7 separate regions of the Homo sapiens genome follow, and regions 1, 2, 3, 4, 5 and 7 are each linked to region 6. Evidence: chromatin loops called from intact Hi-C (ENCODE). Cell type or tissue: Caco-2. All regions are shown on one strand.

Region 1 (4,000 bases), 230 kb before region 6:
AAGAACATGCATTAAAAGACTTAAGTTTTTATTGTTTCTGAATGACTAATTTTTATTTTGATGAGCAGATTTCTAAAGCAATAAATTCCTCATGGCATATCTTAATTTTTTCTTTGTGTGTATTGGAGACATAGGAAATATGTTTTTTCCAGTTACTAGTTATAGATTCAACAATGCCAGAGAGACACTTCGGAAAACACTATAACAGACCTCAGGAGACAGCTGGGTCATTGAACATCATTATTTCAGAATCGTGGTCATACCTAGACCTTCAGACATTTGCATTTCAGTTAGCCTCGACACACTACACAGAAATCATTTCTTATATAGTCCTAAACAAGAAGACTCAACTACAATCTTTTCGTTATTTTTAATAAAATTCATGTAAATATTTAAGAAGAAAATACAGGCTTTTCTTCTTCTACAATGTGCTTAATGAAGTGATTGTGATTATTGAATAGACTTCATGTGAATACTATTTCATGAATAATACTTCCCAAAGTTATAAAGGGTCAGATGAGAGCATATATTACTTGAAAAGAACTTGGCTCCATCTCTGTTAATTACAAAGACTTCCTGGGATTACTGTTGAATAGTTATTATGATAATGATCTTTCTCTATATAGATGTAAGGTAATTACGTAATTAGCAGATGGCAATAAAATAATTGTGGTAATATTAAAATGCTGATAGGTTTATCTAGGAAAAATTAACTACTTTGCAACTAACAAAATGAGAGTAGCCAAACATTCTTACATACTATGTAAGTATTTTTCTAAATGTTCCAGATGTATTAAATCATTTAATCTTCACAACCATTCCATGAGATAGATAATGATGTCAAACAAGGAAAATGAAACAAAGAGGAATTATGTAGCAGGTCTGAATTCACATAGCAAATACAAAAGAGCTTTGTTTAAAATTTAGGCATAATTACTCCAAGATTTACACTCTTAGCCACTTACCATCCTAACTCAAAAGAAGAAAACCCATAATATTATTTATTTGAATCAGATTTTCAAATTACTTTAACACAATGCATCTTCAAACTGAGAATCAGCACCACCTGTCTTAGTCTGCAGACACAATTCCAACTTTGAACATGAGATTCAAGTATGTAACCTGGGTATATTCTTCTAGCACTCTGAAGATGTTCTATATTTGAAAATGTAAGAAAGAAATAAGGCAATTGTTGAGGAAAAGAGAGAATAAGGGAGGATAGATTAATCACCTTCCAGAAATCTCTTTCTTCATAAGTTTATGACTAAATCTTGGCATACAGGGAAACTCAGACGAATACAGTCACCATGCCATGGCAATTTTATGTAACCTTAAAAAATCAACTTCAAATATTATCCTTTCTAGTTTTTCTATTCCCACTTTTATTAAACATACTCAAAAGTATGTAAATTTAGATTATACAATATTGTGCAATCATATACATTATGAAGAAATGACAAATCCCTAATTTGTTTCACAACCTCTATCTTTCATCCTCAAATCCTCGTGAGGCAGTACCAAAAGCTTTTCATTTCTGACAGTATAAATCTGAACATTTTTAGAAAGGTTTTTGATTGGCTCTCAAATGATTATAGGAAAAAAGTCTATATCCAGTCACATAGTGTAGAAGGATTTTAGGATTTTCAGCATATTGTACAGTCAAATATTTAAAAGAGTAAAATAATTCTACTTCTAGCCAATGTGGAGAAACAGGAACTTGATTTACTATTCTTCCCAAAACAACCAAAATAAAAGACACATAAAAATACAAAACTGTATGTTATGATACTATATATCAGGTAATAAAAGATATTTATCTCTGAGAGATGAGAAGTAAAGTAGGTGAATCTCAGGATTATTTCACTTTATTGCCTGGAGAGATATTCAAGGCTACAGTAAAATGAGGAAGAATCTGGGCAGAATCTAGTGATTTCCTTCTAGGAGAAGGAGCCGGTAATGTAGCTCCTTCCATAAGAGAAATGAGTGGCTAGCATTTTCACCAGAGAGTTAGTGCCAGAGAGAATAAAGCTGGGGAGGGTAGGGGGAGGGCAGGAAGAGATATATTCAAGGCTATAGTACAATGAGGAAAAATCTGGGCAGAATCTTGTGATTTCCTGAGCTGAGGAGAAGAAGCCAGTAATATAGCTCCTTCCATAAGAGAAAAGGGTGGCTAGAATTCGCAGGGGTTAGTGCCACAGAAAATAAAGCTGCAGAGAGTTGGGGGAAGACAGTAGGGGGAGAAGCTGTCTGGAGAAATGCAGGTTTCTTCAAGCCTTCACTCATACTGATCAGTTCATGCCATATGATGTTACCACCAGAAACCAGAGATTAAACAGCCAAAAGAATTAGAGGAATAATGCCTATTCCCATCAGCCAGAGTGGGAACTTAAAATTCATGAAACATTGGGTGTATAGGTAGGTAACTCAGAAGTGAATTGCTTCACAAGTGAAGTCAAATTAACTGTAAACAAAAACTCCTCTGGTCCTGATTAAAACAATCTTAAAAGCCAGACCAAAAGGATCAAATTATTTTCACATAAATTAACTGCTCAAGAATATATGTAGAAATACAAAAATATCCAGCGCCCAAAAAGATAAAGTTAGCAGTATCTGGTATCTAGTATAAATTACCAGATATGAAAAGAAACAATAAAATACAATATATGCAAGAAAAAAATTAATCAATTAAACTGACCCTGAAAAATACAGAAAATAGAATAGATGAAGCTATCACAATAGTTATTAAACTTTATTCCATACGTTGAATTAGCTAAATTGAACTTGTTCAGCAGAGAAGTGCTAAGACCTAACTCAAACTTCTAGAGTTGAAAGCAGTGTCTCAAATGCAAAATACACTAGATGGGATTAATAATAGTAATTTATACCTTATATAAGAAAAGATAGAAGAGATGGCAACATAAACAATTCAAAAATGAAGCAGAGAAGAATAAAATGATGAGAAAAACATTAACTGAGCATAAATCAGCTGTGGGACAATTTGAGTCCTGGTGTAATTTGAGTCCTGAAGCATAAAAGACAGAGGAAAAGCAGAAAATACATTTGCAAAAAATAATGACCATTTTTTCCAAATTTTTGGTTCACGAAAAATCTCAATCAAGCACAAGCAAAATTAAGGAAACTGTAGTAAAATATATCTTAACCAACTACTTAAATCCAATGATAAAAAGAGCCAGAGAAAAAGGCACAGTATATTCAGAGGAAAAAAAAGATGAAAAATTACAACAGACTTCTCATTAGAAAACTGAACATCAGACATCAGTTGAGGAGTAACTTTAATGTAGTGAAGTAAAAATGCTATCATTCCAGAATTCTGTACCCAGCAAAATGTATTTTTAAATGCTGAAGAAATAATAGCTGAACATACAGAAGCTAAAATACTTCATCATCAGTATGTCTGAACTAAAAGAAATGTGTTACCGGAGGAGTAACTAATAACAGATGAAAGTATAATCTACACAATTGAATAAAGAGCGCCAGAAATATAACTACATAAAATATATCTTTCTTATTTAAAATTTTTAAAAGATAATTAACTGTTTAAGTAAAAATAATAACACTATATTGTTGGATTTGGAGCTCATGTAGAAGTAAAACGTTTGACAACACCACCACAAAGGCCAGGAAAGAAAAGATGAAAATGTAAGGTTTTTATACTAAAAGTGAAATGGTATTATATTTGTGGAAGGTAGACTATGATAAGGTAGACATGTATACTATAACCATTAAAACAACAACTACAATAACACCACAAATAATTATAGCTAATAAACAATCATGAAAGAAAAAAGAAAAACACATAAATTTACCAATAAATCAAAAAAAAGGTAGAAAGAGGGAGAAATAAGTTAAACAGAACAGGAGGACAAGAAATACCGGCCAGGCGCAGTGGCTCACACCTGTAATCTCAGCACTTTGGGAGGCTGAGGCAAGTGGATCACCTGAAGTCAGGAATTCAAGACCAGCCTGGCCAACATGAAGA
Region 2 (4,000 bases), 360 kb after region 6:
TTCAAATAATTTTTCCATTCCTTAGAAGACAAAATTTGAGAACTCAAAAATATTAGTGTTCAAGCCTCAGTGGCCCCTTGTTCATAAAGAACTTTCTTTCTTCCTCATTTATACTCTAATAATGCTTTGTATGTCTCTTTAAGAGGAAAAAATATCACCTAACCTCTGAGCTTCAGTTTCCTTATCTATAAGTAATTTTAGTAATTTTACCTACCTTACTGGATTTTCAAGACTAAAGGAGATATGTAAATAAAATGCTTAGCATAATGGCTGACACATACTTGAAGGAGTTGTGTATTACTTAAAAGTCTACTTTTCTTGCTTTTCCAATAGACAACAAACTCCTTGAGCACAAAGTCTTTTTTATGAGCTTGTTATACTGCTCAGTACCTAGCACTGTCTCTTGCACATAATATGTTCTCCATGAACAGTTTTTTATTTATTAATTAACTCGTGGGGATGAGGAGGAAATAATACGTCAGAAATATGTAGAGAGTTTCTGAAAATTCATAGGCTAATTCCCAACCCCAGATATGATGGTTCAGTCAGTCTGGGTTAAAATTTGGACACATTTGTTAATGCAGATATTCCTCAGATGATAATTACAACTATCATTGTTTGAGAACTATTGGTCTAAGTCAACTGGTCTGATTCTCAAGCAAAACCATCTTTGATTCTAATCCATATATCTCTACTTCTTACCTCATTCCGTTCGTTTTTGGGTCTTTATACCATACCTCACTCTTAATTGGATTCTGCATGCAATGATCAAATAACCTGCTGTTCATTTACATTTGGATTATTGTTTGCACAGATTACACATTGGTGTATCACCTTTTGGATTGTTCTCTGCATGTTGGGTCCAATGATATATTTTTTTTATCTATAGTGTAGCATCCCTACCATAGTAAGTGCTCTTGGGGATGTAACTAATTACTTCTCACATTACTCCCTGGCAACACAACAAAATAACTTATGCCTAAGGATACATCCATGAGGCACACTTCTCCAAGAACAGCCAAGAGCATATTCTATTAAATCTCATTGAATATCAGAGATTAAAATTACTTTTTAAAAACTTATTGATGATTCCATGTAACCTAATTATTTCCTAAGAGTATTAACCAAGAGATAGAAGTTAAACAATGTTTAATATAAAGAAATATTTACAATATAAGTGAATTACCTACTGGGGTGGGGGGAATAGCATTCAGAACTCTGAAGAACAGGAAAGCAAGAAATAAAGGGAGCAGTCGCACCTCGAGGACCAAAGCAGAGTGTTCAATGAAGTCGCCAATCTGGAAGAGCCCAGACATTGTTGGAAAGGATGTAGGTGTAGGCCTTGGATGACAGGGACTTCTGTGGAGGTGCTGCGTGGTGGACCTCGCTGGAATCTATCCTCCCGGGTCTGAGAAGTCTTCCACTGGAAGGTGCCAGCCTGCCCTCCGGGAGTCAGCTAGTAATGAGCACACCCCAAACCAGGAAGAGCCCCTCTCTCCTCCAGTGTCCTTCCAGCGCCCTCTATTGGTGAAGCCGGACAATGAAGGGTGACTATGGAGCTGAGAGGCCTGGGCTGTTACTGATGCACTAAGCAACTGAAATTCCGAATGTACTTATGTACTTGCTTGAGATTAAAGACTGAGTTAGTGACAGAGCAGGGACAAAAACTGCTCCCAGTCCGAAAACCCTTTGCATTATATCATTGTGGTTAGATAATCCTGGAGTTGATTTTGAAGAAGAGAGGGGCTGGGAAACATTCCAGGAAGAGTGCCTCATATGTTCCAAGCTCTTACAATCTCAATATAGCCTTCATAATAGGTCTTATTCTTTTTTAACTCTTTGTTGTTGTATAGACAATGCAATTGAAACTCAGAGAAGTGAAGTCACTTGATGGTCATATAGGAAATATGTGACAGTCAGGATTTGCTCTCTGGTCTGACCTCAAAGTTCATAATCTTTTGATTATACTGCATTACAGAAAAAAGTGCACTAGACTGTGATGGGAAAAAACATTGAATTTATGTTTTTAGTTGTGACAGATTACTTTTGCACTTTAGTCATCCAGTTCAAATGAGTTAATTAGTTTTTCAGGTCTCTGAATGAGAGAAAACAACATCGCAGTCCACAAAGGCATGGCAAAGCAGTGTTAAAAATGTGGAAGCACATCAAATACAAAATCCATAGAATTATATGAAGAAATAGGTTTTTCAGCAAGTGAAGTATCTTAGTTTATCATGAACCAAATTGTCTAATTTGCATCTGTGACTTTTTTAAAACATTATAGCTCGCAGTGAATAATTAATTGATTTTAAGTCAGTTTGGTTCAGTTGGAGGCTACTCTAACTTAGCATGAATATAAAAATATACACATTTTAAATAATACATTTGCAAGAAATAACTGGTTCCAAAAACCTCTACCTAGTATTGAATAATTCTGGCAAGATACTTTGATATTGTTTTTTATTGAGACAGAAATTATTTCCAACATAGGTAAAAGAAAGTTTATGTGTTATTGGTCAAAAGCTGCCATTGAACTTATTGCTCTAAGTATTTTTTCATAATTTAAAATTGATAATGTAGGCATTGGTTATTTCAGTAAAATGGGTTATCAAAGGCTTAGTTTGACTAGAAGGTTAAAAGGAGCTAAAATCTAGAACTTGCTGTTAGTCGTATACCAAATGCTAAGCACTCCTTTGCAAATGCAGGGACCAGGTAGTAACCATAGTTTCCATTGTAAAGCCTGGACATAGACTGACAGCATCAAAACTTATCATTTGTATCATCTGTGAAGACAGCACCATCACAAAACTAAACCACATGGGTTTCAAATTACTTCAGCAAGGCACATGGTAGTAGTGGATTGTGTATCTTAAACTATCTCTGAGATTTACTTTACACATACATGTAAAGGACCTTGGCCTATTAAATAAGACTATTTCTTAAAATAGAGTGACAGTCCCAATTCTCTTCAAATTTCTGAGTACTCAAATACAAGAAGACAAAAATACACTCATGCTTTAAGGTACTGAAGATGCCTAGAATCCCATCAAGCTCTCAGTGAGGACCAGCTCTCATTGATTTCTCTCTCTTTCTCTGAATTCTCAAACTAAAATTACAGTACTTAAATTATGCAATTTTATATTGCTTGCTACAATTTATTTTGTCTCACCCATGCATTCAAAATCAGAACATAAAAGATAAAATACTTTTTAGTCTGTATATCCCTACAACTGTCTTGAACCCAGAGAAGGCTCTCAATAAATATCAGTAATGTGTCGTTTGCCTCTTTTAGGGGATGAGAGTATATGTGTACTCACAGACTACAATTATAAGTCACTATATGTGTTCATTCATTTATTTTATAACTCATATTAATTTATGGCACCTGCCCTAATGGAGCTGTATGCTGACAGATTATGGTAAGTGTGATGAAAAAGTCGAAGTTTCCCATCCAAGTACTAACCAGGCCCAACCCTGCTTAGCTTCCGAGATCAAACGAGATCGGGTGCAAGCCCGCATCGCCAAGTCAATCCTAAGCCAAAAGAACAAAGCTGGAGGCATCACACTACCTGACTTCAAACTATACTACAAGGCTACAGTAACCAAAACAGCATGGTACTGGTACCAAAACAGAGATATAGATCAATGGAACAGAACAGAGCCCTCAGAAATAACGCCGCATATCTACAACTATCTGATCTTTGACAAACCTGAGAAAAACAAGCAATGCGGAAAGGATTCCCTATTTAATAAATGGTGCTGGGAAAACTGGCTAGCCATATGTAGAAAGCTGAAACTGGATCCCTTCCTTACACCTTATACAAAAATCAATTCAAGATGGATTAAAGACTTAAACGTTAGACCTAAAACCATAAAAACCCTAGAAGAAAACCTAGGCATTACCATTCAGGACATAGGCATGGGCAAGGACTTCATGTCTAAAACACCAAAAGCAATGGCAACAAAAGCCAAAATTGACAAATGGGATCTAATTCAACTA
Region 3 (4,000 bases), 140 kb before region 6:
ATTCTACTTAGTGTGAATATACACACATTTCACTGCAGAAGTGGCAGTGATTTAGATATGGGGTTGTGCTCTGAATCCTACTGAGGGTATAATGTAGTAGATGACATACGCATGGTGGTATCCTCCTAAAAATAAACACAAAATCTCTATTTGATAACACATTTATTCCAAAGGTTCAGATAAGGGATTTTGAACCTGTTTAGTAATACAGCAGTGGATAATCCTTTCACATACATACTAGTAAAACTTTGGAATGACTAGAGATAAAATTTCTGTGTCAAAGGGTATATATAACTGTGATTTTAAAAGATAATGCCAACTTCCCTATCTATCTATCTATCTATCTATCTATCTATCTATCTATCTATCTATCTATCTATCATCTATGTATCATCAGTTGTTTTTGCTGGGTGTATACCCAGAAGTAGAATTGCTGAATCATAATGAAGCTCATACACCTTCAGCTTTAGTAAATACTGGTTAAAACGTTTTTGAAAGTCACTGTGCCAGTTCTACCTTGGAGCAGCAGAGCATAAGGATTCTGGCTGCTCCACCTCTTGCCTCTCCATATTGTTTGTCTATTTACTTTTATTCATTTACTGGTTTTTAATGACATTCTATTACAATTTTAATCAACATTCTTTTGATTACCAATGAGATTATCTCTTCACATATTTACTTGCCATGTAGATATGCTGTTTTGTAACATGTCTGTTCCATTGACATGTTATTGGATTTTCTGTATTTTCTGTACTGATTTTTAGACACTTTTCTATATTTAGGATACAGGCCCTTTGTTAATTATTGTGTTAGAATTATTTTGTCTACTTCACGGATTACCATTTAACTCTTAGTTTGAATTTACAGAGAATTTTTAATTTTAATGTATTCTAATTCATTAAATTACATTTATAAGAAGTGCTTTATGTGTTCCCTTTGTAAAAATTTCCCTACCTACCTCAAGCTTATGTTAATCCTGGCCAACATGGTTAAACCTGTCTCACTAAAAATAGTCTCAGATCATTTTCTAAAAGCTTTGCTCTTTTTTCTTTCACATAAATGTCTATTAATTATTTGGAATTAACTTTTGGAAACAGTTTGAAGTAGAGGCCAAGTTTTATATTTTTTAAAAGATGAATATCAACTTCTACTTTTGTCATAAATCACATATCCGTCTAAATTAAGATCTTTTTCTGCACTACCAATGTTGTTCTGTTGTTTATTGATTTATTCTTATGATAGCTATTCTTGACCCTTTACAAATTGCTATAAACTTAGAATTAACTTGTGGTCAGAAACAAATAAAATTGCTGGAACTTTTATTGTAATTGCCTTAAATGTATAGGCAATTTTAGGAGAATTGGCATCTTTTTAGTATGGATCATTACAATTTTTTTTCAAAATACATCTAATTATTAACATCCTCTATAAATTTTTTAAAAATATAATTTTTCCATGAGTGGCCATAAAATATATGCTGCATTAATGACTTGGGATTTCATATTTGTGATGCTATTTGAAATAGTATCTTTTATTGTTAAATTTTCACTTTATTTTTTCTTACATATGTTCTTTGAATTTAGCTTGTATGCAGCAAGCTATTAAACCAAATTATTATTTCTAATATCAATGAATAGTTTATCTTTGAAGTTTCTACAAATATATCATCTGTGAATATGTTTTTTCTTTCCAGTGGTTATAATGAATAGTCCCATAACTACCTAAGAAATTAAATTCATTTTAAAAATCTTTCCTACAAAGGAAAATGTAATCCCAAATGACTTTTATGATGACTGCTAGCATATATTTATTATCTCAGAAATTATAAGAAGACAGACCCTTTCTTAATTTGTTTATGAGGATAGCCTAAACTTGATAACAATACCTGACTTAAAAATTACAGTTAAAAATATCACAGGCCAATCTCATGAATATAAATGCAAAAACCTTGACTGAAATATGAGAAAAGTGACTCAGGAAATAAATAAAAAGAATGGTACAATATTACTAGTCTGGGGTCATTCAATGAATGTAATGGAACTATAACTAATCAATATGTTCAACATTGCATTAGACATTTTAGCCAGTGCAATAAAGAAAAAAGCAAGATATAATATCAATTTGATTATATTATGTTAATATCTTGTAAAGTCTGTGTACACTTTGACATCCAAACAAATGGTAAATATGTATACAGGTGTGTTTCTTATTATATTATATTATAAACAAACACTTATTGAATACCTACAACATACAAAATACACTGTACTAGGTATGGTGGAACATACATGGAGGCAGTAGATTTCACTCCTACCATAAAGGAATAGTCAACCTAGGCACAGAGGTAAACAAGGGATTATTTTACAATACAACACAATACACTATAAGGTGCCCCTTTTCTAGTAACTAACACAAGATGCATATCCTTGATTTAACCTACTCAATTCAGAGGCCCAAACTATTACATAATGACAGTCTGCATAATTTGTATTCTGTAAACTATGGCCACCATCTGACAATAACTTTCCCTATACTGTGTACTATTTTTTCAATTTATTTTATTATATTGGTTGACATGTTGCCAATTAAATCTTCCTGAGTGGCTTAAATACACATTAATCAGTCAAGCCTTGTTGAGAATTACTTCAATCAAATTGCTTCCTTCTAACAAATAATTAGCCCATCTGCTCTAAAAGAAGGTGAACATTGATCTGGGGAAGTTCTTGGGAGGTGGCTTTGTTGAGAGGGCACTCATTTAGTGCAGGTATGTATAAAACACTCTTATAGAAATAGCAAGCCCGATTCGTGTGAAGATGCTTACCAAAGAGTACTGTTCTGTTGCATAAAGTACCACCCAAAACTTCTGGGCATAAAAACACATAATCTGTTTTCCTTATTAACCTGTCATTTGTGCGGAGGTTGGCAGGGGGACTTAATCACTGGTCTCTTTGCATCAGCTTGACTGGAGCTAAACGATGTTTTTTTCCAAAATGAGTTCACTCCTATGGCTGCCAAATTGGTGCTGGTTATCACCTAAGAGTTCGGCTAGGATTGTCAGACATCTTAGTTCTTTTCTGTAAAGGCTTCACAGAGCTGGTTAGTCTGCCATGGAGTGAGCAGCTGAGATCCAAGAGTAAGTATTCAAGGGACAAGGAGTGGATGTTGCCTAAGTTTCTTAAACCTAGGTCTAAAAATCAGTATGGCATTAATAGAACAATCACTTATACATTATTCCATTGGACAATCCCTGCCCAGATTAGAGGGAAGAGAATTACAATCCCACCTATTAATAATGCAAGGAGTGTAAAAAGATTTGGGCTGGCCCACTTTTAATTTATTACAGCCATTAAAACCTTTGACCTCTGAATGAAGGGTTTCCAGGAAGGAAGTAAAATTGATGTAAACGTATAAATTTCCCTGCTTTGAAAATTATCCTATCATCTCTAAAACTAGGAATGAGGAAGAAGACAAACTCATTCTTTGCAATTTCTCCTCCTTTTGCCCATGTGCTTTTTCCTTTCTACACAAAACACCTCTCCCTGCCGTAGGACTGAAATTTTAGGATGGTACTATAAGTATTATACTAGAACTACATTATGAATAAAATTGCCTTTTTATAGAATAACCAAATAAATTACCATAATTTATCACCTTTTTTCTTGCAAGAATACTTACAAACTTTTGTTTTAAAAACTGTCGTAAAAGGAGCTAGATTGCCATCAACAAAAAAATACATTGATTGTCTGCAGACAAATACTTACCATTAATGCCAAGATCGCTTAGCATTATGGGGGCAGAGACACACAGTGACTTTTTTGAGAAGGGCAGAGCTAGAAGAATGGCAGGCAAGAATTATACCTGAATCACAATACCGGGTCAGCACCAACTTCCCAGCCCATAGGTGGTAGTTGGGAAGCAAGGGAATAATAATGGAGCACTAGCAGAGGCAAATGATTCTAAAAGCCCTGTTGGGGAAAGATGTTTTGCAGCACATTCACAA
Region 4 (4,000 bases), 680 kb after region 6:
CCTCTGTCTGGCTCCCTGCTCTGCTGCACTGGCTTATCAGTCTTCTTTGACTGGAAACTCAATATCCCCTGCAGAAAGTCTGCAATCACGCTTTGAAGTTATTTGCATCCAGTCAGAACAACCTTTCAGTTCTAATTCTAAATTGAGTGCCTCGGTGATTTCAATCGCCTGATATGTAGGGCAGGTGGATTCTACAGCAGTCACACTGGGTCACAGTTCTTAGTGACATTAGTGAATTGATGCATAAAACTGACAGAATTGTGAATCTCCTCATGGTGAGTAAGAAATGAAAGTAACCAATGCTAGTCAAAGAGTTATACAATGTGAGGAGTTTGGTTTCAAATAGAATGAGGCTTACATGCCTTCTCCTGGTTTGTGGAGGGCACTTTGGAGTTTATTGGAATTCCTATAGGGAAGGCATGCTGTACTTTGGCTTGGGTGTCTTCTGAAGATAAGGATGTGGCCATTCACCACCCAACCCTGGTTCAACATCAGACAGGAAAGTCCAGTACAGCCCTCATAACACTGGTCTTCTTCCTTCAACTAATGGCTTACTGACCATCCCTCTATTCTGCTTAAAGTGACAGAGACTATGGAGCAAAAGGGGGAAAGGCTTCAATTCCAGTTTTACCATTTACTGTTAACTCTTAGCAAATAATACTCACTTGAAATGGGTGGGGAACAACTAAATGTAGTCATATCTGTAAGGTTATGACATAGTTCAGCAGAGGGCTGAACGAAAGCAGAGACTCAGTGTTGCCGCTTGCGTCCTGTCCCTCTCTGCCTTCTCACACATCACGATCCCTTCCTGCTAATTGTACCTCTTTAGTCCTCCGTGTTAGACAAATATCTTCCCATTATCACAAGCAGCAGATTTGGCCCTCTGCATCAGCCCTGTTCACAAGCCCAGGAATGCACAGGCCAGCATCAGTATTTATCTCAAGGTGACACTTGTAATGGATGATTGCTGCACTTCTTAATCCATTTATGTAATCCTTTCTGCTTTGCTTGCAGTTATTTTCAGGGCTTTAGCAGCAATAAAATGGTTCCTTTCCCAAGACAGAGTTCATTCAATTTAAATCTGGATTGATTATAGCTAAAGTTATGACATGTCTTTACAAAGGAAGAAAAAAACAGCAATAAATTATGCACAGTGATTATTTGGCATTTATTTAGTTCCCACAGTATCCTGGGCTCAGCGTATGACAATTGGGGATAAATCCCTGCCCTTGAGAATCAAAGCACAGTTGTAGATATAAAAAGACAAACAGGGATGCGGTTAGTGGACTCATGGTCCACACTTGTTCCTGCAATTTTCCTTAGATGCATTCTACTGACACTGTCCTTGACTTTTGACCTCTGCTCCCAAAGGCTTTTTTTCTTCCTTCTCCTTAAGCAGTTTCAGTTTAAGCCTAAGACATTTACCAGGGCTAGAGTTTAGAATGAACATGGTGATAACTGCCTAACATTCATGGGATTCCTTCTGTGGTGGCCTGGTGCACACAAGGGCGTGCATTGGGAAAGGGTGGTGGGTTCTGTGCAGACAAAAGGACTTGCTTCTAACTGTGTTCTTGTGAGAAGATACTCATGTATGTATGCACCAATAAGAGGATTTGGCTGCCAAATGGATGGATAATTGGATGGACTTGGAGAACACGAAATCAAATCTAATTTATGTAACACAATAATGCGAATTGAATTCAAGTAAATATTTATGACTTAGCTTTGAAAATATTGTGGTGCTTTTAGTTCATAGAAGTCCCACTGACCATATCCCTTGATAATCATTTATATAATGTCCAAAGAAGAAAACATAAAGAGGGAGAAAGACGTAGTATATTTTTAAATTTTGTCCATTTGACTTTAAAGGAAAAGAATGTGAGAGGGGGAGATTCAGATGAATCAAGATTAGTAAGAATAGCTGGCATTGAGTGCCAGGCACGTTACATTCAATTCTTCAAATGATTACATGTTATAGATGAGGAAGCAGAAGTTCAGAGCCATTAAATAACTTTCCAACTAAAAGGAAACATAGCCATGATGTGATTGAAGGCAGTTGTAACTTTACTGCGGCTCCAAAGCACTTAACCACTATGCTATACTGCCATCTAGGACCCAGTGCACAAATATGCACCATATTCACACACAAAAAAATCATTTTCTCTAACATGTTGATTAACTTTGAAGTTAAAAATAAAACTAAAACCCTTTTCTTTATTACATTTATGTGTGAAATTTCACTGCCAGGTAAATATAATACAGTGGTTGTCTCTAATGTGTCCTAGATATAATTTAAATTATATTTAAGTGATGGCTTAGAGTCAGGATTTATTTAGAATGAAGAAGCAGTTTATTTTGTCTTTTTGAAGATAAAGGCAATTATTTTAATTTGCCAAATGTTTCATTTTCTTTCCTCTGAACTTTTTTTGCATAAAAAAGATGCAAGGAAATTTGAACCAAGACATGAATTTTAGCCAAGGTTTTTGTTTTGTTTTGTTTTTGTTGTTATTTTCAAAGGGTAGATGGGATCAAGAGAGAAATTAGGTCTTTTACTTTAGGTTCCCAGTAATTGAGAGCCTGAGGATGGATTTAATCCCAGGATTAAAGTTGTCCTCACAGAATCTTCCCACTCTATTCCCCAAAACACATGCTGAGCAATTGTGCTTACTGTTGTGTTTGCTTACACAGTGCATGTATTTGCTTACAGTTGACCTGGATAGGCTCAATGATGATGCCAAGCGTTACAGTTGCACTCCCAGGAATTACTCGGTCAATATAAGAGAAGAGCTGAAGTTGGCCAATGTGGTCTTCTTTCCACGTTGCCTCCTCGTGCAGCGCTGTGGAGGAAATTGTGGCTGTGGAACTGTCAACTGGAGGTCCTGCACATGCAATTCAGGGAAAACCGTGAAAAAGTATCATGAGGTATGTCATTCTTAGATTTCTTGTTGCAATGCTTAATCTATAGGATTCAGGAAGACAGGGCCATTGCATACAGTTGTTCAGGTTGTTCACTGCACAAGGGCACCCAGCCAGGGTTTGATTAGGAGCAGAAATTCTACCCACACTAGGTTTGCCAAGCCAAGTGTCCTGATGACAGGTTAATCCTATCCTGACGAAGGCACTGTTTTTTCTAATTTGAACAATACACCATGTGGATCAACATCAACATTGTTAGAATATATAATCAAATATGTGATACAGTAATTTCAGAGCTTGACCTACTTGCAGAAAGACAGAAAAAAAGAGAAATATGATGTTATTCATTTACAGGATATGACGGCACAATCTCATAAGCAAAACCTTAATTCAATTATATCATTTAATAAATTTGGCACAATAAAGATAGCAAAATATAAATTGTCAAAGATCTTTTTATTTTCTAAATATGAAGTATGTTTCAACCGGAAATGCTCAGTTTATTTTAACTATTATTAAGTGCTACTCAGGGAATCAGCTCTTGGATTATGCAAAAATAGACAAAAGTAAAAGAATATAGGAGGAACAAAAACTTAAAGAGCACAATAACCTTAATAATAGTAACAATGGCATTTATTGCTTGACAAAAACTATTGTAAGTAATCATTAGCTCATTTAGCACCCCATCAACAATATTGTAAAAATGTCACTATTTTTATTCTTTTTTTATAGGTGAGTAAACTGAGCCCTAAGAGGATCAGTAAGTTGGCCAGCATGGCCTGGTCAGTAAATCACAGAGCCAGGACTCCAACTCCAATCCACTGGTTCCAGGGTCTATGGTTTTTCTTATCACTAGTAATATATAGCACTTTATTGAGCATAAAAGATAGGCCGGGCGCAGTGGCTCACGCCTGTAATCCTAGCACTTTGGGAGGCCGAGGTGGGTGGATCACCTGAGGTCAGGAGTTCAAGAACAGCGTGGCCAACATGGCAAAACCCCGTCTCTACTAAAAATACAAAAATTAGCCAGGCGTGATGGCAGGCACCTGTAATCCCAGCTACTCAGGAGGCTGAGGCGGGAGAA
Region 5 (4,000 bases), 1.3 Mb before region 6:
CACAACCTCCACCTCCTGGGTTTAAGTGATTCTCCTGCCTCAGCCTCCCGAGTAGCTGGGATTACAGGCATGTGCCACCACACCCGGCTAATTTTTTATTTTTAGTAGAGACAGGGATTCTCCATGTTTGTCAGGCTGGTCTCGAACTCCCGACCTCAGGTGATCCACCTGCCTCGGCCTCCCAAAGTGCTGGGATTACAGGCGTGAGCCACCATGCCCGGCCATAGAAATTTACTAATATGAAGTGTGTCCATCCTTCTAGAACTTTATCATCATTGTATTAATTTCACCATCTTCTGAGAAAAGTCCACCTTTTCAAAGGCATTTTTCTAATCAAGATTATTTAGCATTTAACTTTTTACCTTTTAAAAATGCTTTGGTTGGTTTTTTGAAATTGTTTTCTTTTGCTATCTTAATTTATGAAAAAGGATGTTGAAACACAGGGGTCTTAAGATACACGTACAAACCCCTGACAAAGTATGGATTAGCTCTTGTGGAAGAGCCAAGAGTAAAACCAAGAAAACATTGAAAGTTGTTTCATTTAGAGCTACAAGGAATTAAAATACAGATAGTAAACAACAACAACAGCATGTTCAGAATAAAAACACAGCTTTTCTTGGAGGAAAATTTTATAGGACAATTAAGAGTACATTATTTTCTCACAATGCAGTAGACTTTATTGCAATTTATGAGATTTATACCTGAGAGGCATTTTAAATGGACAAAGTTCTCTTACTATTATTATTATTATTACCATGCAACCATGATAGAAAAGAAACCTTTTAGAATTTGGCAAGAAGAATAGAAAAGGTAGACACTCAAGTTTTCTAATTTCTTTAATATGACAAAAAATATATAAGATGTCCAGTTTCTTTAGCAGGAGCTCATTTACGGCTTATTCAGAGTTTATCCAAAGCACCCAGGTGTGCCAATTTTCTTCTTAGAAACCAGCTAAGCCTCTGAAATGGGTCAGTGTGCTTTAGGCACTCAATTGCCTCCTCCAGACTTGGTCTTTTAAGCACAGGTGCTAAGTGGAGGGTCTTTCTGAGCCTTACTCACCCTCTGACAGGAACTTGGCAATCCAGGCAGTTCTTAGAATTGGCTGCTCTGTGGGATTCATCGTGAGTTATTTACAAAGCTTCAGTTGTTCAGGTCAAACAACTCAAACTCTCAATACAGGGGCAGGAGTGGGAGGGAGGGAAATGGGAGTCGGAGGTAAAGTGGCTGTATTGCTTAAGAAAGAAGAAAGATTTTTCTTGGATTCTGTAACTAACCATTTAAAAATTTCATATACATTGAATAGCTACAACTTCAAAAATTTTTTGGACTCTCTTAGGAATAAGCCCGAGTAATGTATAGGCTTTTAATTAATATTTCCCAAAATAACATATATATTTCTTCAGTATATATATATATATATTTAGCTTTTTCTTCTACAAAGGGACGACAGGAAGTAAATACTCTGTTATTTCCTCTTATGGTCTGGCTTCTTTAGACTTTAGCAATACAACATTTTTGTTTGTTTGTTTTCTTTTACTTTTCACTTTTACAAATGCTAATATAGTTGAGGAAGGAAACTGAAGACATCTAGTCCCTTGCCTGCAAATAGTAAAGCTGAATCTCTGAAATATATTTTGGTTTTCATTCTTACAATTGAATACTAAAGTTATTCCTATAAATAAACCTCCAAATTGGCAAGTTTACTAATGGAAATCAAGTCATATAATTATGCAGTTAAGCTATATGTAAAAAACTAACCAACAAAAAATTATATTACCCATGTCTGGCTGAACTAACGTATTGTAGATAATATGAGCAAGCATTTCTAAAACCACTAGATGGCATTCACTCACTGCAATTTTGGCCAAAGAGCCTTTAAAGCTTTATCATGATCTGCAGGGGTAGGGAAAGGCAGATGTTATCCATTATTTGATGATATTTTCCTATCATTTAATACAACGGCAAAGCTCAGTTTAATCTTTTCCTGGCTGCTTCAAATCAAATCAACAAATATTTATTGAAACATTTATTCAAGGACTTTTCCATTTTGAGGAGAGTTGAAAACCATCTCCACTGGGGTAGTAATGTATTGACTTATAATACCTAGCAGAAAACATGCTATATACAGTATTCCACTAAATTATATACAGTATTCCACTGACTTTTCTTTTATTTTATTGCTTTAGTAATTTATGTTGCTGTTTCTCATGTAGCACTTCTCTAAAGTAAGTGTGCCTCTAAAAATGGTGCACCCACAAATTTAGAATTTTTGTACTATTTTTAGATGGGATTAATCTTCAACATTAATATTTTCGAAAACTGGAGGCCAAGAGCTCTTCAAGATTCACACAGAGTCTTTCACTCATTCAAGTCTTAAGAATATGTGAGAAATAGCTTTCTAAATACATTGAGACTTAAGAACCAAAAAGGTCCTTGGTGATAAAAGATTGTGATTTGGTCCTGAAGATAGTCATGGAATGAAAACTCTCAAACCTCACACTCCAAATTAAAAGCTGGGAGAAGATGTTGATGGGGACAAGTCAATCAAAGGTTAAATTTTTCTGTATAGGGTCTAGGTTAAAAATATAAAATCTAGGACTTACCTGTTCTAATATGTTTTGAAGTCTCTCTATCTCACAGTCTATTACAAACTTCTTCTCTTGTCTTCTGTCAAGTTCTTCTAGAAGTTGCCTATAGCTGACATCATTAAAATTTTCCACACATATAGCGCTGACATGCCAACCATTTTGTCCTGCTTTTTCCATAATAGCTTGGAGTATCGAGTATCCTATTGGGGAAAAAAAAAGTTACTAAAAACATGCTTTTACTCCCCTTTAATGATGTATGCAGGTACTGAGCCTATATCAACACTGTTATGTTCCAAAATATACTGAATGCTTAGAAACTTAAAGTCTGTGTGGTTATTTCTGAATAATTTATTCTTACTTTCTTTAGTCATGGCAACAAAATCTCTTAAAATGTTGATTGAATGAAGTAGCAACACCATACCTTGTGCTCTCAAAATCTCTTTACTGGAGAACATTGCATTGCTGTAGACATTTTTTTGATGAGACAAACCCCAAACCAAATCCACCACCATCTGTAGTCAATAGCAATTTCATAAACCCTTTTTGTTATTTTACTCACTAGATGGAACTCATTTTGAACAACTGTTTGACTTTCCCCTTGAACAAGGTAGTACAACATTTTTGGTTCAACTATGGAAGAGAAGATGTAAAAGAAACAGTACAACAGTATTTATTGAGGACTCATTATTCTCGGTGCTTTATTTGTTGATGAGGACAGGTGCATATTAGAGAGGCATTATTTAACTCTTCCTCTCTCAGCAGGTGAATGATATAGACTGGGGATCAGTTGAATAACCACTAGGTGAGGCACTGGTACTCCTAATCAGTAAGAGACTGATGACCAAATAAACAACAGAAACTTAGTTTTAAAAAGTGTGTAGCCGGACTCAAGGTAAAGGCTTGGCCCAAGGGAAAGCTTGGTTAGAGCTGTCTGGATGGAACAAGGAAAAATACCACAGAGGAGAAACAACTTGAATTGGGTCTTGAAGGTTGAGAAGGAGCGTGCAAGACTGATGCAGGTGGGGGTGTTTATTACGTGAAGACAGCCTGCCATGAGAGAATAAAATGAATGGTCTTCACCCTGTTCTTGATCTAGTTCTCTCTGCATGTGGAAGGGAAGGCACCTGGTCCAAGCACCTGGGTTAAGGCAGAAGCTGTAAACTCATAATTCCTGCATTTCTTCAGGAAATGCAATATATCTTCAGGCCAATATTGTCTTGATTGTCCTGCCTTTTTTCCATCTCTCTTTTTTTTTTTTTTTTTTTTTCAGACAGTCTTGCTCTGTTGCCCAGGCTGGAGTGCAGTGGCACAATCTTGGCTCACTGTAACCTCCACCTCCTGGGTTCAAGCAATTCTTCTGCCTCAGCCTCCCAAGTAGCTGGGACTACAGGTGCGTGCCACCATACCTGGCT
Region 6 (4,000 bases):
ATCTCTGCAAACCACTTTACCAAAGTTTAAAATTATTTGAAAATAGTAAATTAAAAATAATTACCTGGAAAGAACTATTCTAACTTACCAATGATCGGATTCACAGGATTGCCACAAATTGGGTATGAATAATATCTAAAAATATAAAATGTAATAAAATATACATAATATTATGTGTAAAACCATATTATGTATACGATAACTTCCAAATTTGTTTTTTTTTCTGAATCACAAAGTGCTTCAACGTTATCAACAAAGATCAATTACCATGTTTCCGTGAATTTGTACATGGGCTTCTTGTTTCTTAGAGATTTATGGTTGACTGCTTGATTGATACGTTTTATCTTATTTAAATTGACTATGGTGCCATCAGTTTTTTTCTCACTTAAGTTCTACACATATATATGCATAAAATGTTGGTTATTAGTTATTCCCCTTGCTTTTCCTGCGTCATTTATTTTCTTCAATAAGCGGCTTCAGGGAAAAAAATAAAACACTGGCTAAGGATTAAAAACAGTTACTGTTCTCATCCAAGTTACAAATTAGTGTTTATAATTAAACTCCAAACTTAACAATTTCTTTGTTTTGAATCCATCCTGTTGAGTGGTTACAGAATTGTCTATTTCTTCTAACCTAATGCTAATAATGTGCTGGCTTCTACATCTTTATAATTGTTCATTAGCTTCAAGCAGTATGCTTTGACTTCTATGTCCTTGAAACTATGAAATTATGTTTCTATAATTCAGTTTTTCTTAATGTTTCTACTTTACATAGAATGTATTATGAAACTGAGATCTGAGGCATTTTTAGAAATTCTGAACGGGGGATATCAGTTTAGTCAGAACAGTGTCAAATGTGGAACCCAAACAACATAATTGGTACTTTGAGGTTGAGGTTGATGTGACATTCTCTTGAACATATTTTAATACTAATGCATATTTAAATTAAGATTTTAACCTCCTGACGTTCAAACCAACAAGCCAATCACTATCCAACTAGAGAGACATGTCTTACAAATAAGATGACACGACAAAAATCACTTGTCTTGAATCTATGTTTATTGCACAAGAGATTTGAAAAAAGACTAGTTGTTTATTAATATTTTGACAGTGAATTTTTATATTAAAATAGCTTTTCCAATGGATTATACACCCAGAAACCATCCCAAATATATTTGTCTATATCCTGAAAGGCTGCTACCTAAAAATGATGGTATGGCATGTGTTCAAACATGACATCCATTTCATTTTACAATTTTATCTTTTTATATAGCAGGTAGATTTCTGGCTATCCTACACAATATAATTTTTTGTTTCCAAGAAGACCAGATGAGGTAGGCATCTGTATTAGAAATACGCTAGACCTCCCTATCAGAATCTACCTGTCCAGAAATAGTATTATTTATTGTATCCCTTTTTGATCCTTGTTACCAGCCTCAAAGTAGCAAGGCTTCTTCAAAGAAGCTTAGCTTTGATCGTGACCAGAGCCAGGTTGACAGGTGAGATGTTAAAGTTTGTTTTGCCCCAACATGATCTTGTCATGACCCATTTTGGTGCCATGCAGCTGAAGGTATGTTTTGGTTGAGGATTCTAACTATTCTAACTTCCAGTGAATTCATGCACAGCTGGATCTTGTTGGGAAAAAGAATCATCTTTCAACCCTTCAATGGTATTTCCTACTTACCATTTCATTTAACATTTATCAGAGTGCCACCTTTGTAGTAAAATGCTGAAGTGAAAATTCTTATGTTTAATAGCAGGGAAAAGTGAAAATGATTGTATCTGATTGAATCTGTACTTGCAGTGAACAGTTTAAATTTAAATTGGGAAGGTGCCAGAGGCCTATTGGCTTCCTTCCGTAATTGTCAAGTTCCATGGAATGGAGGAAGTTATTTTAATTCCAAGTAACAAGAATAATTTTGCATCCTGAGATCCAGTGCTGCTACTTAAAACCAAAATACACCAACATTTTATGGCACAGAAATACAGAAGATCCTTCTTGCCAAATGCCTCTGTGTTTATTTACTTCAAGTCCCAGAAGAACAACCCAGATCAATTTTGCCACTGACATTATAAATAGCATAGCAAATTCATAAGGAGTCTTTTCTTCAAAGAACGGAAACTAATCTGAAGTCTGATTAAACTCACAGGGTCCTTGTGAGGGAGATGGGAAGAGGCAGAGTATTTTGTCTAATTTCAAGTTCAAGAAAGCAAAGAACACAAAAGTTAAGTGGCTGGTGTCCATTTACTCAAGTAAATGTATTCAGGAGTTGAGCCAGAAATAAAGATCAAGTCTTCTGGCCCATGCACTAGGCCCCATGCTGCCTCACAGCTTTCAAAACCTTCATTTTCTTGGGAAATGCTAAAAAGCTTTCCCCTACCATACATACTAGATTCAGACACACTGCCATCTACTGACCCACCAAAGGATGTGCCAGCACAAGACATCCTGACCTTCAAGGGAGGGAGGAACACCTTGAGAGGAGTTGAGATCCTGCTTTCTCTTCAGAATGCCATCTCTAGGATGCCAATGGGCTGTGTCTACAGTACTATGTAGGAAAGTGCTGCAAGAGGTAAGTGAATTTAGAATATTTCCTCCCCGATGAAGGGATTAGTATTCTGGCACTATTAATATTTATATAACGATGTCACAATGCACCATGTTGTCTATATGTGGGATATCCTTGAAATAACCCCTTCCTCTCGTACTCTTATTTTGACATATTCGTCTAGGGATTTGAATAGTATAAGACAGCCTTTCTTTTTCACATAAAACAGTTTGAGGAATGCCATACGATTTTTGTGTTGTCTATTTTGTCTTTCACTGGTGTCCTATAAGATGTGCTAGTTATCCTACATGATGCCAAGAAAGGCATAATAGAAACCAAGCTAAATAGCCACAGTCCTGTGCTTGTAGAAAATATCATAAAATGTCCTAAAAGAGCTCTAACAATAGGAGAACTAGGCTCCTAACTATAATTTCAGCAATATTCTTTTTCGTTCAGAGCCAAGGTATTTTTTTCCCAGAAAAAATATCAGTGTCTTTCTTGCCACATCAACCCTTTAGAGGTTGCCTACATTCTTCCTAGAATAAAAGTAACATTTTAAAGACTTCATCAAGCGATGATGAATACAATTACTGTTTTTATTCCATTTTTACAGCCAAAAATTAAAGTTATGATGTTTGTCTATTGCTTGTGATTGTACTTAGTCCATTGCCTCTAAGAAAGAAGTTGAATTTAAGTATGTGGACCATATATTTCTTTTTTGATGAGTGTAAATGGATAAAATTAATATCTTAATATATAATCAGTGTCTATAAAAGAATCCACGTAGTAGCAGAGAAGCATTTGTGCCATGCTGGTTACTTGTCTTCATTTGCTTTGAGATCTCAAGAAAAGTTTATTTCCCAGGATGGTGGTTCACAGGCATTGTGGTTGAGGACTATACATAGAAAACTAATTGTGAAAATAGAACTTATTCCTATTCTTTCAGGATATGAAATCTTATGTTCATGACAATTTAATTGTTTTTATAAAATAATTGGTTTGGCATTACAGTTAGTAAAGCAGAACTTATCCTTTGAAGTTTACAGCTTGGAACTCAATCTGAAGAAGACCACTGATTTAATTTGGAATAAATGTCTATATGTGTCCAACCAAATCTTTACAGAAATATCTTAAGTCTTCTTAGGCAGAAATAAGAAACTGTTGTTTCCAAATTTTTTAAATGTCAAGAGGGTCTCTAAAATTATGACAGAGATGAGGGATACAAGGAGAGATACATAAAGAATGGAAACATCTGGGAGTTTTACTGACTCAGTGAAACTAGGGCATTGTGAAAACCTAATTGAAAAATCTACAGAGAGAAAAGTCCAGTTCACAAATCTGGCCCTCACATGTTCAGTCCTTAGTAAAGGCTTATTAGATATTGCAAGATGAGAGTGAGGTCCAGGAATGGTTAAATGAAAAATGAGAAAATAAAAGGTTATGAGGAGAGCA
Region 7 (4,000 bases), 340 kb before region 6:
TTCAAAAGAAAACAGATTTTTTTTCTAGAAAATGGTAAATTCAAGATGATTTCACTATCAGTAGGCACATTGTTGAATGACACTGGAGAGAAAGAAAAGTGGTGTGTGTGTGTGTGTGTCTCTCTCTGTGTGTGTTTGTATGTGTGTGGGTCTGTATGTATGAAACTAGTAAGAATGAACATTCAAAAAGAACAAGGTGGGCAACTGTGACAGCCATTCTGTGGGAGGCACAGCAGTGTGCAGAAAGTTAATGTCTCCATAGCAAACCGTGGGGAACTGTGGGTCAGAGACTCTCCAGCATCCTTGGAAGTGGCCTCTTCACAGTCATCTGAGAACCTAGAGGAAGATGCTGTTTACAAGACCCACGTGGAGAAGGACTTCATTGCTTTCTGCTCTTCAACGCCACGTATGTATCTTTCAGTGGCAGTAAGGGATTTGTGGGCCTGAGGCCATCTTTGAATGAATCTAGAAAATCAAGAATCCCTATGAAACAATGATCTGATAGAATGTTGTGTGCTCTCCACATATTTTACATGATCTTATGTGTGCCGTGAGAACAGATTCCTAAAGCAACCCGATACATGGAAACCCATTCACCACTCACCATTTAAACAGATGATGAATTCTGTTTTTTTTATTAAGCCCATTTAACATTTTACATAGTGTTTTTATGGATTCCAGGAATGGCTTCTCTTTCTCAAATGATCAACTTCAAGTCTTCTTTCCATATTTCACATCTGATTCTACAATGAGCAGTGCCATTGCATGCCCTGCTAGAACTGTGGATACCCTTTAAAACAAGTAGAAAATGATAGGGTGGGGCTGATTAGGTCTAATCTCAGGGAACACTGGTTAGTATTTCATGTCTAGGTAATTATCTTAAGGAGCGTACATTTAACTGTTTTTGATTTGTATATTTTTAAATCTTATTTTTTAAAACCACTTTATTGAGGTATGATTGACATACATAATGTTACATATTTAATGTATACAACTTAATGAGTTTGGAGATTTCTATGTACTCCTGAAATCATCACCACTATCTATGCCATAAACATATCTCTCTTCTCCAAAAGATTCTTACACTTCTCTGTTTATTATTATCATCATTCCGTGACTGCGTGTGAGAAGTATACTTAGCATAAAATCTACTCTCTTAACAAATTTCAAGTACATAACACAATGTTGGTTACTACTGGCACCACCCTGTACAATAGATTTTTATCACTTTTTTCAGCTTCTATCACTGAAACTTGTCATGTGTTCATCTATTTCTATTATACGGTGAAAGACAGTGTGGCATAATCTGCAAACAACTTTGGAGCCTGGTGGCAATTTTTTGTTGCTTACTCACTGTGTGAACATGGGGAAGTTCCTTCATCTTTCTGTGCTTCTATTTCTTCCTCTGTAAAGTGGGATAATTCTAGTTATTTCTCAAGCCCCTATAAAAGCTGAGAGAATGAACATGAGTTTTGTAGTAGAAAGCCAATCCCAAGAATCAAAATTTCTTCAATACACAATCTCTTGCAATGCTTACCAACTGCAACTTTTGATCACCTTTTGCTAGGTTTTCTGTTTACGTTCTGTGGAAAGTAGGTAAATGTCAGGTTGTAAGTGCTTCCTACAAATCTGTAAAGATAATTCCCAAGCTATGCTTTTCTTTTTAAAAACATTCTCAAAACAAAAATATGAACAAAAACATAGTGAAAGTCATAGCCCAAGGCATACCCATCTGTATCATTATAGACAACGTGTCCTGGAGAGACAGCACAATGGGCTCTATCTTCATCACACAACTCATCACATGCTTCCAGAAATATTCTTGGTGCTGCCACCTAGAGGAAGTATTTCGGAAGGTAAGTGTCTCTTTTCTAGTTACTCATTTATTTCTTCAGGAAGAATTTGTCATGATTCACTTTTTACTTCACAATGACAATTTTTGTCAGGGAAGTGAAAGTAGAGAGGTACCCAGTTTCTGTCATTCAGTTGTTTAAAATATGGCTAAGGAAAAGACAATTCCAATATATCCCAGCAGAAGATCAAAGTAAAATAAAATAATATCAACCATAAGCTTTATGTTATGGAGCGTAAGTTCTTAAGTTTTAGAGAAGGAAAAATATTTTGAAATAATTTTTATTTCTTAATTTATTAAATGAATAAAATCTGGGTGGTCTGCTAGGTCATGGATTTCCTCCTGGTGACAGAGGGGTAAATGAGGCCTACATGACGTAATCCTATCTAGGACTCACATTTTCGTGGGAGATATGGATACTGAAAATGTGGGTTAACAAACAAATATGTGCTTACAGATTGTGATAGGATCCATAAAGACATGTGAGAGGGAACAAAAAAGAAGTCATTCTTTCAATAAAAAAGTGCAGAAGGAAAGGTTTGCTACTTCTTGCCCAACTTGGGACATTCCTTATTCCCACTACTTCCTATGTTATTTTTCTCCATAGCTCGTACATCTACCCACTCAGCAAATATTAATAGTTTATTTATGTGTCTGGTTTTTTACTTGTATTTACTCACTAACATGCAAACTTCGTGATGGCAGGGATTTGCTCAGCAATTCAACAAACCTGGCACGTAGCAGATATTCAATTAATAATTATTGAATAAATACATGCATAAATACACAGATAAATGCACCCTCTTGTTTAAAGAGAAAATGGGATTGGTATTAACACAGAATAGTATAATTATTAATAAAGTAAAAATTGTAGAGAACAGTAAAACTCCTGCGGGAAAAGAAAGATACACCTCTGGCGTTTATAGAAGAAAGCCATCCAGAACCAGCACAGTCACTCATTCCTGTAATCCCAGCACTCTGGGAGTCCGAAGGAGGGTGGAGTGGCTTGAACCCAGGAATTTGAGGCCAACCTGGGCAACATGGCAAAACCCATCTCTACAAAAAATACAAAAATTAGCCGGGCATATTGACTGGAACCTGTAATCCGAGCTACCTGAGAGCTGAGATGGGAGAATCGCTTGAGCTCAGGAAGCGGAGGTTGCAATGAGCTGAGATTTCACCACTACCCTCTAGCCTGGATGACAGAGTAAGACCCTGTCTTAAAAAAAGAAAAAGAAAGAAAAGTAGTGAAATAAGAAGAAGGAGGAGGAGAAGGAGGAGGAAATGCAGCATAAATTGAGACAGAGCTCCTGTGAATAGAGATCTGGGAAGTTAAATCTTTTAAATCTTCTTGGATAAGTGGGAGTTAGACATTGTACTTTCAAGGATGTTCATAGAAAAAGGAACTAAAAATTCTGGATTTAGGATAAGTAGACTTACCAATTAGTTGATGCAAAAAAACTACAAGATCAGCTTGGTGGTGGAGATATGAAAGTTGTTCAGTGTTTGGGTCTTAAAGATAAGATACTGGGGCTGGGCACGGTGGCTCACGCCTGTAATCCCAGCACTTTGGGAGGCAGAGGCAGGAGGATCATGAGGTCAGGAGTTTGAGACCAGCCTGGACAACATAGTGAAACCACGTCTCTACTAAAAATACAAAAAACCAATTAGCTAGGCGTGGTGGTGGGCACCTGTAACCTCAGCTACTTGGGAGGCTGAGGCAGGAGAATTGCTTGAACTCTGGAGGCGGAGGTTGCAGTGAGCCGAGGTTGCACCATTGCACTCCAGCCTAGGCAACAGTGCAAGACTCCATCTTAAAAAAAAAAAAAAAAAAGAAAGATAAGATACTGGGATTAAATTCTCCTTCAATTGAGGAATCAGCCTTGGTGAGTGTTGAAAGTACAGAGTCCTTCCTTATCTGGTTTTCATGAATAGTTTTCAAGGGATAACTTATTGTCAGATCTGTAGGTCAGAAATGGAAAATAGAGGAAATGAATGTTGAAAGACCTTGGATTAGACATGAGGTGTTTATTTTGATGTAAAGCATACAGTCTGACATGGAGTGGCAATTCTAAGAGGTAGGGTACAATGTTGAGGAGTTAGAATGCCCATGGGCTTGGTTCTATGAAACCTGCAAGCTCACTTCAT

What was found. A loop is a pair of places that touch in the nucleus more often than their neighbours do. Peaks named below come from ENCODE experiments on the same cell type or tissue, not always from the same donor. Only the 100,000 strongest peaks of a DNase experiment are listed, where the experiment ranks them.
Region 1: a loop joins it to region 6, with 6 times the contacts of the local background. A loop is called at or near these places in 5 of 110 quality-filtered maps.
Region 2: a loop joins it to region 6, with 2.9 times the contacts of the local background. A loop is called at or near these places in 4 of 110 quality-filtered maps.
Region 3: a loop joins it to region 6, with 2.7 times the contacts of the local background. A loop is called at or near these places in 2 of 110 quality-filtered maps.
Region 4: a loop joins it to region 6, with 4 times the contacts of the local background. A loop is called at or near these places in 3 of 110 quality-filtered maps.
Region 5: a loop joins it to region 6, with 19 times the contacts of the local background. A loop is called at or near these places in 28 of 110 quality-filtered maps.
Region 7: it touches region 6 in a loop (2.5-fold over the local background); 9 of 110 quality-filtered maps call a loop at or near these places.

What each region holds. Positions count from the first base shown.
Region 1 is chr11:104,839,603-104,843,602 of GRCh38, reverse strand. No RefSeq gene overlaps it. Among named protein-coding and RNA genes, the nearest start is that of CASP4, 130 kb to the left of the region's middle. In Caco-2, no CTCF peak of the experiment used is centred here; no DNase peak of the experiment used is centred here.
Region 2 is chr11:104,252,092-104,256,091 of GRCh38, reverse strand. It overlaps the pseudogene RNA5SP348. Among named protein-coding and RNA genes, the nearest start is that of PDGFD, 90 kb to the right of the region's middle. In Caco-2, CTCF peaks have their summits at 1,322 and 1,524 (motif pointing left); a DNase peak (open chromatin) is centred at 1,511.
Region 3 is chr11:104,750,301-104,754,300 of GRCh38, reverse strand. No RefSeq gene overlaps it. Among named protein-coding and RNA genes, the nearest start is that of LINC02552, 140 kb to the right of the region's middle. In Caco-2, no CTCF peak of the experiment used is centred here; no DNase peak of the experiment used is centred here.
Region 4 is chr11:103,925,834-103,929,833 of GRCh38, reverse strand. It overlaps PDGFD (platelet derived growth factor D), which reads left to right. Exons shown (of 7, transcript NM_025208.5): 6 at 2,708-2,922. Among named protein-coding and RNA genes, the nearest start is that of PDGFDDN, 21 kb to the right of the region's middle. In Caco-2, a CTCF peak has its summit at 2,100; a DNase peak (open chromatin) is centred at 453.
Region 5 is chr11:105,860,812-105,864,811 of GRCh38, reverse strand. GRIA4 (glutamate ionotropic receptor AMPA type subunit 4) reads right to left here. Exons shown (of 17, transcript NM_000829.4): 5 at 2,604-2,788. Among named protein-coding and RNA genes, the nearest start is that of MSANTD4, 160 kb to the left of the region's middle. In Caco-2, a CTCF peak has its summit at 1,848 (motif pointing right); no DNase peak of the experiment used is centred here.
Region 6 is chr11:104,607,809-104,611,808 of GRCh38, reverse strand. LINC02552 (long intergenic non-protein coding RNA 2552) reads left to right here and starts at 2,507. Exons shown (of 4, transcript NR_120585.1): 1 at 2,507-2,572. In Caco-2, a CTCF peak has its summit at 2,414 (motif pointing left); a DNase peak (open chromatin) is centred at 2,398.
Region 7 is chr11:104,944,939-104,948,938 of GRCh38, reverse strand. It overlaps CASP4 (caspase 4), which reads left to right. Exons shown (of 9, transcript NM_001225.4): 6 at 263-406; 7 at 1,747-1,856. Among named protein-coding and RNA genes, the nearest start is that of CASP4, 22 kb to the left of the region's middle. In Caco-2, a CTCF peak has its summit at 1,785 (motif pointing left); a DNase peak (open chromatin) is centred at 1,818.